Regions from separate parts of the Homo sapiens genome. Here region 2 is linked to region 1. The links are chromatin loops, found by intact Hi-C in ENCODE. Cell type or tissue: CD14-positive monocyte. All regions are shown on one strand. Links, peaks and the distances in the headings refer to the core of each region. The heading gives the core; the rest is flanking DNA. Region 1 overlaps LOC105374264 (a long non-coding RNA gene). Region 2 has its middle 29 kb from the start of BCL6.

Evidence for each region. Peaks named below come from ENCODE experiments on the same cell type or tissue, not always from the same donor. Only the 100,000 strongest peaks of a DNase experiment are listed, where the experiment ranks them.
Region 2: it touches region 1 in a loop (1.9-fold over the local background); 2 of 110 quality-filtered maps call a loop at or near these places.

The regions. Positions count from the first base shown.
Region 1 is chr3:187,853,767-187,859,153 of GRCh38, forward strand. The region is part of intron 2 of LOC105374264 (a long non-coding RNA gene); the gene reads right to left. Among named protein-coding and RNA genes, the nearest start is that of BCL6, 110 kb to the left of the region's middle. In CD14-positive monocyte, for the core only: no CTCF peak of the experiment used is centred there; a DNase peak (open chromatin) is centred at 2,955; H3K27ac peaks cover 439 bases.
Region 2 is chr3:187,771,834-187,777,220 of GRCh38, forward strand. No RefSeq gene overlaps it. Among named protein-coding and RNA genes, the nearest start is that of BCL6, 29 kb to the left of the region's middle. In CD14-positive monocyte, for the core only: no CTCF peak of the experiment used is centred there; DNase peaks (open chromatin) are centred at 1,578 and 2,518; H3K4me3 peaks cover 2,796 bases; H3K27ac peaks cover 2,763 bases.

The DNA.
Region 1 (5,387 bases), core at 155-5,154:
GAGAGGTCCCATTTTCATAGGTCATCATAGCCACTGGGGCTTCCTAACATCAGACATGGCGTATAATAGGCACCACGCACAATGTTTACCAGTGACTGGGAAACCCACTTAATTCTCTCTGAGCTTCCTGTGTTCTCATCTGTAAAATGCCAGGATTAAATTAGATGATCTCTGAGACACTTTCCATTTCTAACTGGTACTTTTAGGCAAGCTGAGTGCCTTAACTTGGCAAGTGGGAATAGTGGAAATCGGTTTAGGAAAGTAGGTTGAGATTCCTAAGACTGATTGAGGACCTAGCAGTGGGGATGCAGGGTTTCAAAACTAGTGGGAGGCATGAGAGAGGCGCCCCGCCAGCCCTCATGGAGCCCACAGCCTGGGGCAAAAGAACCTCCTGGTCAGAATGGAGACTCACAGGCCGTGCTGCTCAGTGGAACCTCAATAGGCCTGAGGGTTTTATGGGACTTAGGTGCCTATGCAAAGCCTGTCCCTTTTTTTGCTGGGGAACCCTGGGAAAATTGCTCCCTTTCCCTGGACCTCATAGTATTTTAGTTTTAAGTCATAATATCAATTTTTCTACAATGTTCTGAAAGGAAGAGCTTCTTTTCTTTTCCTCGACAGGGGTGGAACAGAAAGACCAACTCTCTCATTGCCTGGGATTCTTTTTTCACATGGTTTATAGTGATCATGTCTACATGAGGATCCTTTGGGCAGGCCTTCATCCTCACTCGGCATATGCAGACATTCGTAAAACAGGATCTATAACATCCTTAGATGTCTACAGATGTCTGCATTTGCATCTTCTAAATCTATGCCTTTACAGGTGTTAGACCCACCTCGATCATTTATAAATTGCACAGTAACCTGTTGCTTATTAATTTGTGTTTGATTTTGATGGGTTTTTCCCTACTCCATTTTCTACAAGGGAGTCTAACTCAGTAGTTAATTCCATAAACTAATTCCACATGACTGAGCAGGTGTAAGGCTTGGCTTGACTCAAGTCTCAGCTCTGGCACACTCAGAAATGGCATTACTTTTGTCAAGTTACTTACCCTGTCTGAGTCTCAGTTTCCCAGTCCCTAAAAATTAATAATACTTGCCTCTTGGGTTGTTGAAATAATTAAATTAAATTAAATAGTGCAAATGAGGTCAAATGAGGTTGTTTATCCTGTAAGTGTTAAATAGTTAAGAAGACTTATTTTCCTCATAGTTTATATAAAGTCCAAATCCATCTCTTTGCAGCAGGGACTATCTTGTCAGTCTTAGTTGTATCCTCTGGGATCATGCAGAATAGGCCTATGCTCCTTTTCCACATGGCAACCTTTCAAATGTGTCCATTTGACCATGATCCCTTTACATGGCAAAGGGATTTGCCAGAGAAACTAACTAAGGTGGGAAAAAGCATATCCAGTACCTCGCCACAATCTGGAAGGAGAACCAAGAAATTCTGACTGCCGCTGCCCTGGAGTGACCACTCCAACATCTGCCTCCAGGAACAGAGGGGTGAGCCAGGGCTCCTGGAAAACTTGACTCTGGCAACACATGATGTTGAAGTGTTGAAACATGCCACTTTGATGTGGCATTAGCTCATGATACTCCTTTATTTCCTTAATTTAGAAGAAAAGCACAGCTGCTAGAATTTTTAATATAATAAGTACAGTGGTGCACTGAATGTTTTCAGGAATTTTTCTACAGAAGCATTGCACCCAATTGTGCAACTTTTACAAAATATATTCATGCAAATCTATTTTTCTCTATTATGCAAAGAGCTTCCCTTCTTTTAAACTGTTTTCTAACCTTTCAACCGCTATTGAATCCAGAAACCAAAGTACCCTGTCTACTTGAAACAATTCTGAAACGAGATAGGGGTTAAATAAATCAGCAAATACGTAAACTAAATTGCTCTATTTGTGAAATGAGGATTCTAAGAAATCTATTTGCTACCTTTCTGCCTGCTTGGCATGGGAGTATTATTTGATCCCTTGTTTTGAACCTACTGAAATGACATCATCAGGTAAGTGCAAAACATTATTATCATCAACTGGTCCATAACATGTTTCATAGGTAAATATCCGGTCTTTGGATGCTTTTCAGGCTTGGGTTGTTAGTGGGTGCCAGTGGCTTATCAGAAAAACTATGGAAAGGATTCTTTCACTGGGAAAAAGAGTGGATTAGAAGCGCCTAAGGTACCTTCAAACCTATTATTCTAATCGATGTCTAAGCTATTGTTGAGACAACTTCTGTTGTAGGTGGAAAAAAGAGTGCTAGTGAAGGCTTTTGCTCTTTGAATGATAATGCAAAACACAACTTATCTGATCACACAAATGATCAAAATTTCAGAGTTGTATTATGTTATTTTCTGTGTAACACTAAAAATTCTCTATCTTATGGTAGACAGCGTGGTGACGGTAGGACCAATCAAGGGCCATAATAATTTTTTTTCTTTACCAGTCTCAATGCCCAATTCATTTATTATATATCACGCTGATTAGGTCTGGAAACTGTTTTTATTAATCATCTTTACCTACCTGCAGAACTTTCCATGTAGTGTTTGCCCAGTGGGTCCTAAGAGTGCCCAGATCTTGATCCTTTCAGCCTCCTGAACCATCAATCAGCAGGAACAGAACAGCCAGGGTTCTGGACTATTCGCATCCAGTAGCAAGTAGCCTTATGTGTCTATTCCAGGGCAACAAATAATACCTCGATTTCTTTGTCTGCCAAGTTATAGAAGGGATTGGAAGGTAATAAACTTCATTGCGAATTATAGGTCTTTCAAAATGGAAAGTTGAAAGACCTATATGGAGTCAGTTGAAACTGGCCCCTTTTTGTTTTCTTCAAGTTTTTTTTTTTTTTAAGCCGCATTATGTGGAAACCTGTCCCTTTCATGTGAACTGTCCCTTTCATGTGACCATGAATTGGTCATCGCTGCCTCACTCCATTTCCCAATCTGGAAAGGAGTGGCTACAATTTAGAAGACAGTTAAAATGTCAAGAGCTCCCTCACATAAGATGGGCAAAAGATTCTCACCAGCTCACTTCCCTCTGCTACCCTAAGATAGGCCCTACCTCACATCCTATTCATTCAGCTCAGATACAATTTCCTCCAATAAGCCTTCTCTGACTCTTCACATTCTGTCACTCAAGCTGGAAATAATCTCCCCATTCTCTGAATCCCATAGCTCTTATTCTGTCCTTTTCTTACAACACTGAGCAATTTTTGAAGGCTGGTCAGTCATATGATAATAACTTTACTGGAATGGAAACTTTTGGGGGGTAATGTCCCTGTCTTTTTTCAATATTCCTTAAAACACTGCTGACAGGACTTGAATTACACATGAGAGTCACTTAATGAGATAAATGAAAGACAAATTAGCTTGACACTTCTGTTTGCTTTGTGGCCACAAAGCACTTATAGCTGATTAATTTGGAAATGTGAACTCCTTAGGAAATATTTTTTGGGATATTTTCTTGGGTGTTTTCAAAAAATTCTGAAAACATATGGCAGAATATTTTTTAATTTTAATAATATGATTTAAAGAAACCCAAAACACATGGAAAGCATTAAACTTTGCTGTTAAACAGTAAAGTACAAAAGAAAACAAATTTGAAACACTTACATATTAAAGTAGAAAAATCTTTGAGCAAACAGTGAATGCTTGAAAGATGTTTTTTTTTTGTTTTTTGAAAATAGAATACAAGAGTCATAAAGATGCCTAGACATAATTTCCCAGCCATGTCACTGTTAGGAATTTTGGAATTTATGCAAAGGTAATAACTCAATAACAGCAAAAAGCAAAATGTACAAAGATGTTCATGACACTACAATAGCAAAAAAGCAAGCAAATAAACAAAAAGTTAAAGACAACTCCAAGGTCTCAAGTAAGGGAATGGCATTATTAATTATAAAACAGCATCAAAAATTATATTAGCTAGTCATGAAAATGCAAACTTTAAAAGGAAAATGCTTATTATGTAATGTTAAGTGAAAAAAATTCAGGCCATAAAATGAAATATACATTATGCATGCATGATGAAAAGACAAGAAATAGATAAGAATGTGCAAAAATACAAATAGTTGGATATGGTGTGGGATTCTGGCTTGTTTTCTGTTTTAAAGACATTACATCATCTTTTCAATGACAAACTACATTTTAAGTAATTGAAAACAAAGTCTCATTAGCCTTGTCCTTGTATAAATTCCCAGAGAACACATTATTCTTATTCATTTCCACCTCTGCTACTTGTCTTTGATTTGGACCAGCTCCATTCTATTTTCCCACTTCTCAGTCATCTAACAAGACTAGAAAAAGACCCCCATCAAACAAAGAAGCAAAATGCACCAAGTTTAGCAGAAGCTGTGAATCCAAATCAGCGAACATTGGCTGACTGGATCTAATACCTTGACCCCAACATTGAAAAGGCAGACCCAGATTCTTCAATGACCACAAGAGGCCTTGGTTTAAGAAGCCTGCCAACGAAGCACAATGTTCCCATCCTCAGAAATAGACCCCGGCGGAGCTTCCAGGGGCCCATAAAAGTCTGCACTCTTGGAAGAATGTGACAACTCTGGCAACAAATACAGATTCGTCATTCTCTATATTAAGGGAATGTTCAGTTGCATCAGGCTTTTTTAACAGGGCCAACACTTAGTGCAATTTTGAGGTTGGCAAAGTGAATTTTCACCTACCCCAAGGCTTCTTTCCCTGCCTCCAGATGATCAATAAAATCACCTCATGTTACAGTTTCAAAGTCCTTTCACATCCAATTTCTCATCTGAATCTTTCATCAGCCCAATGAGGTGGGTGTTATTATTCACTTGACTTTTCAGAAGAGAATATTGAGGCTTAGGGAAGTGAAGCGACTTGTCTAAAGCCACCCAGCAAGTCTGGGACTGAATGAGACACAAGCCCCATCCTAACTTCTGGTCAGTTCTCCTTCCATTTACCCTAGGCACTCATCCCTCTTCCAGTTCATAAGGAGAGCTGACCCAGTGCACCTGCTGACAGCGGCACTCAGCGTGCTGCCATCCCAGGGATACCTATGTTTTAAAGGAAGGCAGATGGGGAAAGACAGCATGTAGCCTGTAAGAAGGAAAAGTCAAGTGGAATTCCAAAGAAGATGCTGAAATAGCTGACTTAGCAGCTCTAGGGAACTATAGAGAAAAACACTGAGAGGTAGAGAGAGCTATGAGGAACCCCTGGGGAGACAGAAACTCTTTTTAACTGTCAAGTATGTGTATCTGGAAAGGTCTTAGCCTAAAGCAAAAGGTATCCAGGCTGCTGTAGAAGGATGAAATAAAAGCTGTTGCTTCTTAGACTTCATTTCTCCTCCCTCTCACTCTCACTGTTTTGGGACAGACACGGCACGAGCTTAGAACTCTTGAACAAGTGC
Region 2 (5,387 bases), core at 197-5,196, 82 kb before region 1:
TGAGCCAAGATAGTGCCACTGCACTCCAGCCTGGGTGACAAGAGTGAAACTCTGTCTCAAATAAATAAATAAATAAATATAAAAGAAGACAAATATTCAAACTAGAAATTATTTGTTAATACTTATTGTTAATTTACTTCTTAATCTGCCTTGCATTTTTTTTTTCTCTGTAGAAAACTCAAAATAATGTATTATAGGCACTTGTAATTATAAAGTTAATTATGGGAGAGAGACAAGGTAGATAGGAATTGGAGAATATCAGGCCTGGAAGTGTCAAAGGCAGTATCGTCCAACTCATCATTTAATAAATGGGAACATTAAAGAGCACAAAGTCAAATTGTTGTCCAAGACCACAAAGAGCCTGGAGAGAACCAGGACTCCACGCCCCTTGGCTGAGTGTTCCTTCTTCGCCGTACTTCCATCTCTCTAGAGTCACACCTATGGTTGATTTTATGATGCTGATAATGATCAAGAGGAGGAAAGAGGAGAGAAATGGTCCCATAATTTTGGCCTTATTTGCAGGAATTGGAAAATTTCTCCCACAGCCAGACACACTCAATTGGTTAGTTTTCTTCAAAACCCTGCCCACAGCAGCATTCTGATCAACATCCATCACTTTCCTTCCCAGGATTCCAGAGGAGATCCAGGTGGTGATCAAAGAGGAGACCCTGTTGGCAAAGCTCCCTTCTGGCACTGATGAACTGGATGTAAGGTCTATCTCTTGTCCCTCTGAATGATAACAAAAATATGCTTACCTAAAGTTGCTCCCTGGATCTCAACAGAAACTTCATAACTGGTCATTGCTTCCAGAAAACCTTCCTACCATTCAGGCTTACACATAGCTGGCCACTCAGCTAAGACAAGTAATGGGCTGAGAAAAATCAAATAAAAGTGTGTGGTTTTGATATATGCATTTTATTACTGGCATTAGTCAAGTAATCATGGGCCAGTGAATTTTCAAAGCAGCCTTTTAATACTCAAGCACAGTGCAGAGTAAGAAGGATGAGAATATGACCTTTTCAAAGCCCCATTTTTCTTAGGCCTTTTAGTAACTCCATGGCCCCAACTCTGGAATCTGAAGACTTAATCTTAAAAGATTATGTGGGAAGAGGCAGCAAGGTGTAGATAAAAACATGCTGAGCCTAAAGTCGAAAAACTGGAGACTATATTTTGATGGTAAATATCAGATGTATGACCCTGGCAAGGCATTTGACTTTCTGGCCCTGGTTTCCTCCATGAAAAACTGGGATAATATTCATATTTGTCATTTGTAACTACTACTGTGTTGTTCAAAGATAAACAGAAAGGGTATAAGATATTCGAATATTATTATTTTCATTAATTATAATTATAGTATTAGTGCTCAATTGCATTAGGCTTCTCCTTAAAACAAAATTGCTTGTATGTCTGAATGGATCAGGAAAAGAAGATGGGAGGGGCAAAAAAAGGAAAGTCACTCTTTTCCTGGAAAGCGTTGTTGTTTAATTCTTTTCTTGGAGTAAAAAATCCCAGCCACGCCGTAGGGAACAGAACATAGGCTTCTCTTTGATGTCACCCCTCACCCAATAGTATCACTTCCCTTTTTTCACCAACCGCTTCAAAGATCTTACGTCTGGGCTTCTGTAGTGACCACGCCAAACATTTAAATCCCCCACTTAAACAAGTACCAGAGACGAAACAACCAAAAGAAAGACAAAGCAAGAGGAGAGAGGGTAGAAAGAGAACAATACAATCGTGTTCTTTGAAAGGATGATGGTTAATAAGACTTACTTTAGTTTAGAGCCAAATAGTTTTCTTCCAACAGAGACGGTCATAGCAAACCCAGACAGGAGCGGGCAGGAGCAGAGACGTGAGCCCTGCTCTCTAACTAGTGGTATTATCACCCATTTGTGGCTCCTGAGAGAGAACAGCGGGGCAAGCCAGGCCTTAGCACTGTGCCTTGCATTAATTAACAAGCACGGACCTGGCCTTTCAGGTACACCAGGGATGGGCCTCTCTCCCTCGTCTTAGGTTCTGCCGGAAGCCAGGGTGAGTCCTGTACAGATTCTGAACCCTTCTTTATGTGCACAGACCCAACTCTCACGCCTACCGATGTTGGTCTGTGCTACTCCTTCATCCAGGCAGCAAATCAGCACGGACCCAGGGTAAGTCATAGAAATCAGGAAAATGAGGTAGTTACAGAGCCTGCTAAGGAGCCCAAGAAGTGAGAGTTAGGGCAGAAAGCCTCTTCAGTCACTCCTTCACCAGGCCATTCTTTTATTCCTGAGTCACCCTCCACACCCCAGCGTTCAAACTGAGACCCATCACTCTTACCAGGTATGGACAGATGCTGCAAATGCTGCCTTTTGTACGACTATGGCAATTTGACACGATGTTCTTCCTGTTGTGTTTGAAATCTCCCCATGCACTTCCTTTCAAGTGGTTATTTCTTAGCTGGATCGAGGAAAGACCAGCCTTGCATAAGACAAAGCCAGTGATCATTAGCCAGCATGGAGCCGTGAGCAGTGCATGCGTAGTTATACTAATTGGTTGATTGATGCAGGTTCTGTTGGAAAATACTGCATTTTAAGGAAGTGCAACCTTTTAACTTCTGACATGGAGTAGGCAGCATGCCAAGAGAAGGACTGGACTAGTCATAGAACAATCCGTTGAGCCGTGGGCACTGAATTGAGCACAAAATAAGCAGGGTTCACAGATTCGCAGAGGACCCAAGGAGAAGAGAGCCAGCAGGTAATTGTCAGGTACCACAGCAAATACCAGTAAGGTGATCTTGGCCCCTCCTGTTTGCCAGGTCCAGGTTTGGGCATGTCAGTTACCTCTATTACACATTTTTTTCCCCAGTGCTGCCATCTATATTTAATTAAATTGCATTATGCAGAACCCCATGGCTCAGAATCCTGGAATATTAGTGTCTTTAGTATTAAAAGACTCAATTAGCCCATGTGCACAGCGGGCTTCTCTCTCTTCCCCAAAAGGGTAGGACAACTTGTTGTTTTTGTTGTTTTTTAATATATCCAAAAATAAAACTCATTACTCACATTCCCAGAGTGGGCCTGGTAAGAGTAAATGGAACCAAAGAATCATAAAATTTTTGGATTACTCCATATCTGAATCTCCAACATATAATGCCCCTACCAAAGTGTCTATCCAGATTTTTCTTAGGTATCTCAGGGCAAGGAACTCTCCACCTTCCAAGGTGGCTCATACCATGGTTGATCACATTTAGAAGTTGAAGAGTTTAAATTTGGACTTATTTATTTGTTCAATTATAGGAAGAAATTTACCACAGCAAATTAGCACTTACCAATGATATCTGGGGGCTATGGGCATGGCTACTGACCTCAATGGATGCAAATAGGATCTATGACCACAGAATATACCCCCACTCTCAACTTATATGTAAGTCTTTGGTCAGCAAAATGGATAGACAAAATTATATGCCGCACACAGTACACATCTATTGACAGGACTAGAGGAATATTTATAAATCATAGATTTAGGTATTGATGATAAAGGCTTATATGGGAATCTTCCCTTGGTCACAGAGAAGGGAGCTAGATCTGGTCTACTTTGATTTTGGCTTCTAGGGGATCATGTGAAAACCAGGTCAATATCACATTCTTGGAAATGAGATGGACAGTTATTATGTCCTAGCTCCTTAGTCATTTTTACAGGTTTTTCCTCTTCTCTTTTGTCTTGAACCCATGCCCTAGGTCAGAAAATCATAGAATTAAATTCCTAATACAGTTTTGGAACTGAAATTTTCCCAGAAGAAATCTTATCTGATTTTCTTATCCCGAAACTAGAAAATTGAGGCCTGGAAAAAGTAGGCAGCTAGCCCAAGTTCACAGAGCTCTTTTGAGATGAAGCCAGAACTAAAATAAGTCTCCCAGCACCTAGTGGAGTGCTTTACTCTTTATTATCAATGATAATATGTTGAGTATGTACAGGGTGTGATGGTTTCTCTAATGTGCTTTGGAGCAGGAACTATAGAAAGTTTTGTGGAACAGAGAAATGAGCCAACCCTGTAGTCTCCCCAGGTGGCAACCTTGTGGAGTGAGGATTGCTAATAGGCCTTTTAAATGATCAAAACACAACAAATAAACAATGCAAACACTGTCTGATTGTATCTGCATGCAAATAAATCAAAATGATCCCCCGATAAGATGCTAGTTATTAAGCATCTACTGTGATCTAGCCACTTTACGTACATTATAGCACTCATCTTCCCAATGACTCTGTAAGATTGGTGTTATTATGCTTGTTTTTCAGGTGAGTAAACTGAGGCTCAGAAGACCGATAGCCAATGTAGCAGAGATAAGATTTAGAGGCCAGTCTTCTGGCCTCAAAATCTGTGCTGTTTTTCACCATGTCTACCATCTTCTCCAGATTTCTCAAACCCATTCTGTGTCCCATCCACCAACAAAGCCCACACATTTTATATGGCTGGTGCTGGTATGGAAAAAACTTGAGACTTTTTAAAAATTCCATGGCTATTAGTTTAATTATCTCATCAGTCAGTTAAGGAAGTATCTCCTTTATTTATTGGTGTGTTTCTCATATTTAATGCATGTTATTAATGTATTAAATTAATAATAGTAATGCAAATTAAAACTGTAGCATCTGGTGTTAAGCGGCAATGCTTGATATACAAACTTAAATAAATAAATAACATTCTGAAATATTTATTTACCAGTCATAATTTTAAAAATTGTTTATACTAAAACATGTTTATAGTAAAGACTATCTGCAAAATTGAAAATCAGAACTTGTGGGATTTTTTTGCAGTAATGCTAAGTCCAGCATTTGGTTATAAATTCTTTGCATACATTTTTTTCTTTAATGTATGCATTTTTAAAATATATATTTTGATGTTTTAAATAGAAAACATGGATTAAATAAATATTTGCCTTAATAAAGAAAGAGCTACTTTCCAGGTTAGAGTAATATTTATATACGAACAATAGATCATGGGTTCTAATAGTTCCAATGGTCCGAAAGTAAAAGAAAATGAAACATAAGATTTTAGCAGAATCCTTCCATTGCTGCTGTTAAAGTCTTGGGTGAAAGTCCATAAACATAAAACATAATGGTCTATGGGGAGTTCTACTGCAGAGGACAATTATGTGGCAGTTTAGAGAAGCCAGTCCTTGGGCTGATGAAAGAAGATCATCTTGTGAATAAAGTTGTTATGAGATGTAAGATGTATGATTTATACTCTTGTTTCATACCCAAGTGATATGTAAGCATCTTCTCTTCCTTCTAAAACTCACTGAGAATTCTTCAGTTCAAATATACAAACAATTAGAGTCAGCAATAGAAGCACAATAAAAATAGCTAACCTCCAGTGAATGCTTAGTACAAGCCAGGCACTGTTCTATACACTT